Linked DNA regions of Homo sapiens: region 2 is linked to region 1. Evidence: read pairs that join two places in POLR2A ChIA-PET (ENCODE). Cell type or tissue: GM12878. All regions are shown on one strand. Links, peaks and the distances in the headings refer to the core of each region. The heading gives the core; the rest is flanking DNA.

Evidence for each region. Peaks named below come from ENCODE experiments on the same cell type or tissue, not always from the same donor. Only the 100,000 strongest peaks of a DNase experiment are listed, where the experiment ranks them.
Region 2: POLR2A ChIA-PET joins it to region 1 with 6 read pairs; 1 of 35 experiments calls an interaction of 5 or more read pairs at or near these places.

Annotation. Positions count from the first base shown.
Region 1 is chr19:49,412,064-49,417,416 of GRCh38, forward strand. It overlaps KASH5 (KASH domain containing 5), which reads left to right. Exons shown (of 20, transcript NM_144688.5): 16 at 905-963; 17 at 2,888-2,933; 18 at 4,952-5,016; 19 at 5,096-5,203; 20 at 5,306-5,353. LOC124904740 (a long non-coding RNA gene) reads right to left here and starts at 4,095. Exons shown (of 2, transcript XR_007067289.1): 1 at 3,611-4,095; 2 at 889-1,041. RefSeq lists enhancers at 2,763-3,317, 3,318-3,871. In GM12878, for the core only: no CTCF peak of the experiment used is centred there; a DNase peak (open chromatin) is centred at 3,128.
Region 2 is chr19:48,882,735-48,888,087 of GRCh38, forward strand. It overlaps TULP2 (TUB like protein 2), which reads right to left. Exons shown (of 13, transcript NM_003323.3): 8 at 5,216-5,353; 9 at 2,714-2,826; 10 at 1,198-1,312; 11 at 1,020-1,118. Among named protein-coding and RNA genes, the nearest start is that of PPP1R15A, 13 kb to the left of the region's middle. RefSeq lists an enhancer at 4,824-5,353. In GM12878, for the core only: no CTCF peak of the experiment used is centred there; no DNase peak of the experiment used is centred there; H3K4me3 peaks cover 812 bases; H3K27ac peaks cover 1,642 bases.

The DNA.
Region 1 (5,353 bases), core at 821-4,820:
GGGGTGACTAGTGAGAGATGAGGCCAGGGCCAGATCATGAAAGGAAATCTCTGACAAGCTAACAGATTGTACTTTTCTTCATAAAGCCACAAGAAGGGTGGGGTCAGCTCCGGGCTTAAAAAGATCCCTCTGGAACCATGTGAGGGACCTACTGGAGGCAGGGAGGAGGCTGGAGCAATGGTGATGAAGCCTGAGCCAGGCCAGGGCCCTAGGGATGGAGGAAAAGGGACAGACAGACATAATTGGGGTGGAGGGACAGAGCAGGGGTCAGACGGGATGTGGGTGATGGGGAGGGAGGAAAGGAGGCAAGACTTGGAACTTGTGACCTTGTGAGGTGAAATCTTGAGGGATGTCTGGGGGCTGCCTGGAAGAGTTGGGTGCACCATCCTGGAGCTCGAGGATTGCGTTTAGAAAACAATGGCAAGTTGGTTGCTGAGGTCAAGGGCAATGCCAATATGTCTCTGGAGAAACCGAGAGGTACTTGGGTCCTGAGGGAGAGCAGATAGATCCAGCCCAAGTCTGGGAACCTGGGATGAGAAGGCGGTTGGACAGGGAAATGCTGATCTCCTCTGGGACCCAGATAAGTGTACGAGATCTGTGGAACATCCAGGAAGTTTAGGCAACCGGGACTCCTGGGTCCTGTCAGGGAAGGGGGCTTGGTGGCATCGAGAACAACCCTTTGGTTTTTGGCTTCTGCCCTTAGGGGGCTAATAGGGCCATCCTCATGTAGGGCAGCACGAGAGGAGGGCAGGTTGTAGAAGGTGGTGAATTCATGTGTAGGTTGCAGCCTGGAAGACCTTTTGTATATGGGGTCTGGGACCGGCGGGGGAGACAGTGGGCACTGTTAGGGTTGGAGCTTTGAGTGAGAAGAATCAGAGAAGAACTAACCTTTTTGTTTCCACAGAGAAACTTCCAGGGAGAGCCAGCGCACCCTGAAGAAGGAAGGAAGGAGCCATCCATGTGGTAAGGAGCTGAGCCATCCGTCTGCCTCAGGGTGACACCTTATTCACAGCTGTTTACAGTAGGAGGACTGGATGTGCCCTGAGGGGATCGGCATTCATTCATTCACTCCTTCTTCATGTCTTCCGGGAGCAGAACCTGGGCCTGTAGGCCAGGAGATGAGGCCTGGCCCTGCCCTCAGGTCTAGGAGGAGATCTGGTTCCTGACCCTGCCTTGGGGGAGGGCTCCCAGCGAGGCTGCCATGCCTGAATGGGGTGAGGGGGGGCCTCTGGAATCAGCGTGGATTCAGATTCCAGCTCAGGTACTTTGCAGTCAGGCTGGTGTAAGCATTTGGTTGTATGCCGTGAAGTCCCAGCCCTGTGATTGGGATGTGATTGTTAGGAGGCTGTGTCCAGGCCTCTGAGGATGGAGAACGCACTAGATGACTGGGCCCACCCTCCTCCGGGGCCCTGGCCTTCGGGCCTCTGGTTTCCTGTGTTGCTTCCCTCTCCCCCTCCCCTCTTTCAGGCTCCCAGCTGCGGCTACTAATGAGGCTGCCTGCCAAGGCCTCTAATTGGACTTGTCTGGGAAGAGCTGAGATTGGGCGGGATGGGAGCTCTGGAGCTATGACCTCCCTCTGCGTCACCAGAGAAAGGAGGGGAGAAGGGGCTGAGCAGTAGTGGAAGTGGGGGAGGCAGGTGCCATGCGAGTTTCCAGAGGTCAGGGGCAGTTTGATCCGCAGGTTGGAAAGCTGGGAGTGAGGAAGGTGGTGAATACAACGGCTCCTAAATGTAGCCAGCTGTGAGGGCTTGGACCTTGAGAGGGGTTGGGTCCCAAGTAGAAGTTTCAGGGGATCAGATAGTGTATGTCTGACTGGGGCCTAAGAGCCTGGATCCTTTATCGCGTGGGAGCACAGCTGTATTCCTGAGGGTATCTCTGAGGGTTTTGGGTCTGAAGCTGGTGGTGGTGGCAACTGCAGGGCTGGATCTCTGGTCCCCAGTGAAGGCAGTGGCTGGTGGTATGGATGGCTGGGTCTCTAAGGGGCATTCAGGCTGGGCAGCTTGAGGCCTGAGTCCCCAAAGCAGCATTTCAGGGACTCAGATGGCTGTGACCCTAGGAGGGGCCTCCCTAGGAGCCTCCCGCCGAGGCAGGGTCAGGAGCCAGATCTCCTCCTAGACCGAGACTCGCTGAGGGAAGGGTCAGGTCTCATCTCCTGGCCTACAGGCCCAGGGTCTACTCCCGGAAGATGGGAATGAATGAGGGGCATGCTAACCCCTCAGGGCTCTTCCAGTCCTCCTGGAAGAGGGTCTTGCACCTAAGAGGATTCGGCATGGGGAAGAGCTCCAACAGTTGAGTTCTGTGGGCTGGGAGGTCTGAGTTGGAGTCCCAGTCCTCAGAGAGCACCCAGTGACAGTCATTGAAAAATGGCTCAACCCACTAGACAGGAAGGGGGTTTCGACACGTGCTCTGGGGTCTTACAGAGGCCTGAATCTCTGGTATTTTGGAGGGTGAGAGAGCCAGAAGCCTCAGTTCCCAGCTGGGGGATCTGCTGGGGAAGTAGTGGCTGAGAAAACCAATCTGAGATGAAGAGGCCCCCTTATTCTTTTAGTGGTTCACAGACCCTTTGGGTAATTTGGTGAAAATTCCTGTGAAAAATACATATGCAGGACACCCCCCAGGCCCGTCCGTGCTGCCTGGCCTCCCCCAGGCCCGTCCGTGCTGCCTGGCCTCCCCCAGGCCCGTCCGTGCTGCCTGGCCTCCCCCAGGCCCGTCCGTGCTGCCTGGCCTCCCCCAGGCCCGTCCGTGCTGCCTGGCCTCCCCCAGGCCCGTCCGTGCTGCCTGGCCTGTGCTAAGACCCCCTGCTCCAAGGCTTCTCTCCCAGCCCATAGTAGGCAAAGGGAACCAGGGAGAAGAGGACGAAGCCAGCAGTGACTTTGTTGGCCCTCAGGTTGACCAGAAGAGAGGAAGAGGAGGATGCAGAGAGCCAGGTCACGGTAGGCAGTCCCCAGCACCCCTCCCCAGTCCCCATCCACTCCACACCCACAGAGGCTGAGTCGTTTCAACTCTTCCCAAGCCCCAGCCTCACACTCCAACTCCTCAGGAGCAGAGAGAAAAATCATTTGGCCAAGAGATAACAAGGCCTTTGCTGTAGCTAATGAGAGCGATGGTGAGGTGGGGGGAGGCCTGGAGGCTAGTGGGCGGCCAGGCTGCTCCCAGGGGACCCTCCCAGCCACACACACAGGGCTGCAGCCACCACACCGCAGGCCTCATAGACGTGGCTACACCCCCGGATTGCATAAATGCACACGCACATGCGCCCACACTCGGGAGAGGTTGGGCCGGCCCTCCCCAGCCAGCCTCAGAACTCCCTGGGGGCGTAGTGCCCGCAGCCCCCCTGCCTGCAGCCACACAGGCCAGTTCCTCTGCTCCTCAGAGCCCAGTGCCCGGTGGGGGTTAAGATTTCCATTCTCAGGCAAGGACGGGGAAAGAAACTTGGTAAGGAGAGGTGAGGAGCCCTCAGTTGTGAGCTGAGGAATGCAGGAGCTGGGCTGGAGTCTGCCTGTTGTGGGTCAGGCACTGTCAGGGCCCCTGGGGCTCTTCAGGGTCCAAACCGGCCAAGATGGCTGCCTCCAGGACACTCAGCTCCCAGCACCCTGGCCCCGAAGCCCACCTCCTTCAACATACTACACTCCCTTGCAGAGACTGGGGCTCCACCTCAGCTTCCTCACAGCTCACATGGGCATAATCTCTTCCTTGCTCCCAGGGTGGGGAGGAGGGTTAAGGACTATGTCATAAAGGGCCTGGGTCCCTGCCTGGCACAGCAGGTGGTAGAGGTGAAGATATTGATTGTGATTGGTGTTCTGTTTTTATTTACTGCCATTATCATTGTCATTCATCATCCTCATCTGTGTTAAAAAGGTATGGGGGTAGGAAAGCCAAAGACCCATAGAGGGGAGGCCCTTCCGGGGAGACATGGGGGATGAGGCGGTGCAGTGGGTGGGGCCTGGCCCTGGAGGAACAGCTGGGGCTTTGATCTTTGAATCCTCAGATGAAGTGTTGGAATTAATCAGTGAATTTAGTGTGGTTGCTGGGTGAAAGATCAAAATAAAAAATCATATTTCAGTATAGCAACCATGAGCAATTAGAAAAATAAATTTGTAATTATACCATTTATAATGGCATGGTGTTTTGTTTTTGGTTTTTGTTTTGAGATGGAGTCTTGCTCTGTCGCCAGGCTGGAGTGCAGTGGTGCGATCTCGGCTCACTGCAAGCTCCACCTCCCAGGTTCACACCATTCTCCTGCCTCAGCCTCCCAAGTAGCTGGGATTACAGGCACGTGCTACCATGCCCGGCTAATTTTTGTATTTTTAGTAGAGACGGAGTTTCGCCATGTTGGCCAGGTTGGTCTCCATGTCCTGACCTTGTGATCCGCCCGCTTCAGCCTCCCAAAGTGCCGGGATTACAGGCATGAGCCACTGCACCTGGCCTGTAATGGCATGTTTTTAATTAGTAAAGCGCCTGCCGATTCTGGCATAGGCAGGAAGACAGGATTCTTCATGAGGCCCAGCACAGGGGTGGGCACCTGTAGAAGATGTGGTCTCTGCCCTCAGAGAGCTTAGATACTTCCAGAATCCAATGGAAAACGGAGGTGATGATATTGAATAGCTCACACAGACATTGAGCACTCACTATGTACCAGGCGCTGTCCAAGCTATTGCCCCCGCCTTTTTTTTCCTACATTCACTCATTTAGTCTCCATGTTAACCCTATGAGGTGGGGACATCCCTGGCCAGCAGATGGGGAAAGAGCGGCACGGAGAGGTGTGGTGACATGCCAAGGACCCTCAGCCAGAAGCTGGCAGAAATGGGAACCCGACCTGGCAGCAGAAGTGCACTCACTTATCTCCTGAGCTCCACCACTTTCTATGTGGCCACTTGTGTCCAGTGGGCTGACCTGAGCACCTCTCAGTCCAGAACCCGGTGCCTCCAACGCATCTCTTCTGTCCTTGCAGGCTGATCTCCCTGTCCCTCTAGGAGCCCCTCGCCCTGGAGACATCCCAGAAAACCCTCCAGAGAGGTAATAGGACCCACAGGGTCCAGGAGGGACACTGGGGCAAGGAAAAACCCAGTGGTGATTCCCTCCTTCACCCCAGCAGACCTGCGCGGCGGGAACTCCAGCAAGCCCTGGTGCCTGTGATGAAAAAGCTGGTCCCAGTCAGGAGGAGGGCCTGGGGCCAGCTCTGCCTGCCCCCACAGCGGCTCAGGTGTGCCCCCAGGCGTCTCCAGAAGGAAGGAGGTGGTCTGACATTGGGAAGAGCAGGGGCTGCCCAGACCCTGCCCTAAATGCTCTCCCACCTCCCCACCAGAGTCACTCGACATCCACTGATCCCAGCTCCTGTCCTGGGCCTGCTGCT
Region 2 (5,353 bases), core at 531-4,530, 530 kb before region 1:
GTAAAAACACCTTCAAATAAGGAAGAGGAACAGGCTATGACCTAATGCTTGCTTGGACCGGTACAAGCATGCCAGGGCAAATATTTAGGGTAAATTGTGGGAGCTAAAAACGTAAAGTACACTGATTTCTTTATTATGGCTAACAGATATTTAAGAATGTTAGCACAGGTCTTTGAATAAATTTTGCTTGTAAGAGAGGTTACTGCCGGGCACGGTGGCTCACGCCTGTAATCCCAGCACTTTGGGAGGCCGAGGCGGGTGAATCACGAGGTCAGGAGATCGAGACCATCCTGACTAACACAGTGAAACCCCGGCTCTACTAAAAATATAAAAAATTAGACGGGCATGGTAGCGGGCGCCTGTAGTCCCAGCTACTCAGGAGGCTGAGGCAGGAGAATGGCGTGAGCCGGGGAGGTCGAGCTTGCAGTGAGCCGAGATCGCGCCACTGCACTCCAGCCTGGGCGACAGAGCAAGACTCTGTCTCAAAAAAAAAAAAAAAGAAAGAAAGAGAGAGTCTAAAAGAAGCAGGAACCCTCAGTTCTGGGAATTGCCCACCCCTTTCCCAGAAAATTAATGAATAATCCACCTCGTTTAGCATATAATCAAGAAATAACCATAAAAATAGCCAACCAGCTGGCCTCAAGGCTGCTTTGCCTATGGAGTAGCCATTCTTTTATTTCTTCTCTAATAAACTTGCTTTCACTTGACTCTACGGACTGGCCCCAAATTCTTTCTTGCCTGAGATCCAAGAACCCTCTCTTGGAGTCTGGATCAGACCCCTTTTTGGTAAGTTTGTTAACCTACCATCAAACCTTTTTTCTCCAGATGCAAATGTTTTGAGTCTCTAGTCTTTTACTCCCTGAGACATGGAAGGCTAACAAAGTCCTTCAGGCTTCATGTGACACCTGCAACCCACTGGCCTCCTCTTCCTCCTCTTCTTCTTCCTCCTCTGGGATCTAGGAGGACCGGCCCCAGCCCCTTCTCCATTGACCCAGAGATTCCTGATGTCAGGGACTCACATTTAGTGGCTGGACATTGATTCGCTGGTTCTGGCTGTTGGTTCCTGGGAGAATCACAGTCATTTTCCGAGGCCCCAGGTATCCTAAGACGTTGGGCTCCTGGGGGTATTACATTCCAGTTGGCCTGGTTCCTTCTTCTGACTATCCTACCCCATTCTCTCATCCCCAGGACACTCACATAACACACAGCCCCCAGCTCCTGTCTGATCCGGGCAGTATTCCTGGTTAAATGCTCCCGGTCAGGATTCACCCCATTGTCAAAGATGGTGAACTTGGTGCTGAAGACATTGGATCTGCTCCAGGAAGGGAATGGATAGAATAAAAATACTAAGTGTTACTCTTTGAGTAAGTGTCACTCATCGCATCGACTCTTCCCATCAATCCCCTATGTCTAAGACTATGTCCGAATGTCTAAGAATCATGTTCCTGGCTGGGCACAGGGGCTCACACCTGTAATCCCAGCACTTCAGGAGGCAGAGGCAGGAGGATAGCTTGAGCCTGGGCAAAATGGCAAAACTCCTTCTCTACAAAAAATAGAAAAATTAGTTGGGCGTGGCAGTTTGTGTCTATGGTCCCAGCTCTCAAGAGGCTGAGGTGGGAGGATCACCTGAGCCCCAGAGGTCAAGCCTCCAATGAGCCGTGATCTTGCCACTGCACTCCAGCCTGGGTGACAGAATGAAACCCTGTCTCTAAATAAATATATAAATAAATAAAAATAAATAATTAAATAAATGAGGCCGGGTACGGTGGCTCACACCTGTAATCCCAGCACTTTGGGAGGCCAAGGCGGGTGGATCATCTGTGGTTGGGAGTTCAAGACCAGCCTGACAGACATGGAGAAACCCCGTCTCTACTAAAAATACAAAATTAGCCAGGCGTGGTGGTGCATGCCTGTAATCCCAGCTACTCAGGAGGCTGAGGCAGGAGAATTGCTTGAACCTGGGAGGCGGAGGTTGTAGTGAGCCGAGATTACGCCATCGCACTCCAGCCTGGGCAACAAAAGTGAAACTCTGTCTCAATAATAATAATAATAATTAAATAAATGAAACAACCATGTTTCCAGCATCCATGGTCCCAGGCCCCCTCATTTCTTGGGTGAGCCATGTACTTTATGTAGCCTCCCTATTTTATTTAAAGGGCCCTTTAGGAACCCTCTTTTTTTTTTTTTTTTTTTTTTTTTTCTGTTGCCCAAGCTGGAGTGCAGTGGCTCAATCTTAGCTTACCAAGACCTCTGCCTCCTGGGATCAAGTGATTCTCCTGCATCAGCCTCCCAAGTAGCTGGGATTACAGGTTCACGCCACTATGCCTGGCTAATTTTTGTATTTTTGGTAGAGACGGGGTTTCACCATGTTGGCCAGGCTGGTCTCAAGCTCCTGACCTCAAGTGATCCTCCCGCCTCTGCCTCCCAAAGTGCTGAGATTATAGGCGTGAGCCACCTCGCCACTCCCTCTACCTTTTTGGATGCAATAATTCACACATTCCAGGCCTCTTTTCCCACAGAAAGTTAGGAATCCCAGTCCCTTGCCTGTCAAGGAGTCAAATGCCTTAAATGCCAGCCTACGTTCCAAACCCTTCAGTTCTTCTGGTCCCTGAGCAGGTGGAAGGTATGCTCTGTGGCCTGCTGGGAAATGGAGTCCCCCTGTCCCTAAGCTCCCTGCTACCTGCTCCTCACCACATGTCAGAGCTCTACCCACCTGACTTTGCCCACGAAATTGTCCCCGTCCCGAGATAGGTGTGTAGGATCCAGGGAGATGAGGTAATTAGAAGTTTTGCTCCTTCTTCTCTTTCGCCCAGCCAGGAGGAAGCGCTATGGATGAGAGGAACAGTCCATTAGAATGGACTTCTGGATGCTGGGTGTGGTGGCTCATGCCTGTAATCCCTGCACTTTGGGAGGCTGCGGCGGGCAGATCACTTGAGGACAGGAGTTCGAGACCAGCCTGGCCAACATGGTGAAACCCCGTCTCTACTAAAAATAAAAAAAATTAGCCAGGCGTGGTAGTGCGTGCCTATAGTCCCAGCTAGTAGGGAGGCTAAGGCAGGAGAATTGCTTGAACCCAGGGGGCAGAGGTTGCAGTGAGCTGAGATCGCACCACTGCACTCCAGCCTGGGCAATAGACTGAGACTCCATCTCAAAACAAAAATAAAAAATAATGAAAGAAAAATGGACTTCTGGAAGCTGGTTAGAGCCAGGGGTCCAAAGACAAGGAAACGTCATGTCCCATGATAGAGGAGCCAGTGATGGCACAACAAGCTTCTCAAGACTTACTGGGAGGCCGGGCACAGTGGCTCATGCCTGTAATCCCAGCACTTTGGGAGGCCCAGGCGGGCAGATCACGAGGTAAGGAGATTGAGACCATCCTGGCTAACACGGTGAAACCCCGTCTCTACTAAAAATACAAAAAATTAGCCAGGCGTGGTGGCGGGCGCCTGTAGTCCCAGCTACTCAGAAGGCTGAGACAGGAGAATAGCGTGAACCTGGGAGGCGGAGCTTGCAGTGAGCCGAGATCGCGCCACTGCACTGGGCGACAGAGCAAGACTACGTCTCAAAAAAAAAAAAAAAAGACTTACTGGGAAATGTGGTTCTCACTGAGGGAAGCCATCAGCTGGGTCCTGAATGGAAGCTTCCTATCTTAATATCTCCTCCTCATTCCTTCTGCCTATGGGTCCAGAGTTGAAGCTTAGCCCAGGAAGGGTCTGGCTTTGGAGAATGGGGAGCACCCTCACTTGCAATATTGCAGCAGGACTTTGGTAGGCGTTTCACCAAGAAAAATGGGTTTGGTTGGCTCTGAGTAGGGCAAAAAACCTCTTTCTAGGGGGAGAGAGGATACCCCGAGGAGAGGAGACCATACTTGCAGGGTAAAGGCCAGAAAGACTAGATTGAGAGAAGTGGGGCTTGGATCTGGAAAGACAAACCAGGGGAGGGACCTGGTTGCTGGGGGCAGGATTTATCTCAGGATTGAGTGAGGCCTGATAGCTTATAGCAAGAAAGGCTCAGTGAGGGAGGGTCCAGACTATTTTTTTTTTTTTGACACAAGATCTCCACCTCCTGGACTCAAGCCATTTTCCCTCAGCCTCAGCCTCCCAAGTAGCTGGGACTACAGGTGGGCACCACCAGGCCTGGCTAATTTTTTTTTTTTTTTTGTAGAGACAGGGTTCCACCTTGCTGCCCAAGCTGATCTGGAACTTGTCAGCTCAAATGATCCACCTGCCTTGGCCTCCAAAATGCTGAGATTACAAGCGTGAACCACCGTGCCCGGCCTTTTTTTTTTTTTTTTGAGATGGAGTTTCGCTCTTTCACCCAGGCTGGAGTGCAGTGGTGTGAGATCTCAGCTCATTGCAACCTCCGCCTTCGAGTTTCAAGCATTCTCCTGCCTCAGCCTCCTGAGTAGCTGGGATTACAGGCGCCCACAACCACGCCTGGCTAACTTTTGTATTTTTTAGTAGAGACGATGTTTCGCCTTGTTGGCCAGGCTGGTCTCGAACTCCTGACCTTGTGATCTGCACGCCTCGGCCTCCCAAAGTGCTAGGATTACAAGTGTGAGCCACCGCGCCCAGCCCTTTTTTTTTTTTTTTTTTTTTTTTTTTTTTTTATGCAGAGTCTAACTCTGTCGCCCAGGCTGGAGTGCAGTAGCGTGATCACATCTCACTGCAGCCTTGAACTCCCAGGCTCAAGCAATCCTCTCACCTCAGCCTCCCGAGTAGCTTGGACTACAGGCACATACCACCATGCCCAACCAATTTTGTATTTTTTGTAAAGACGGGGTTTTGCCATGTTGTTCAGGCTGGTCTTTTTTGTGTTTGTTGGTTGGTTTTTTGTTTTTTGAGATGGAGTCTTCCTCTGTCGCCTAGGCTGGAGTGCAGTGATGCAATCTCGGCTCACTGCAACCTCCGCTTCCCAGGTTCAAGCGATTCTCCTGTCTCAGCCTCCTGAGTAGCTGGGACTACAGGCGCCTGCCACCACTCCCGGCTAATTTTTGTATTTTTAGTGGAGACGGGGTTTCACCATATTGGTCAGGCTGGTCTTGAACTCCGGACCTCAGGTGATCCACCCGCTTCAGCCTCCCAAAGTGCTGGGATTATAGGCGTGAGCCACTGTGCCCAGCCCCAGGCTGGTCTTGACCTAGCTCAGAAAGGAGTGGGATTTTGCCTGGGAGGTGGGGGCTTACTCCCAAAGCTGTTGGGCTGGCTTACTGCACCTGCAGGCTGTCAGAGGTCTCCAGGTAGAGGTAGTAGAGGGGGAACAAGCCCTTGTCCACGCCGTGCTTGTCACGGGTGAGGTAGCACTGCATCATGGTGCCCGGGAGCGCTGGCCGCAGCACGTAGGCTTCCATGTC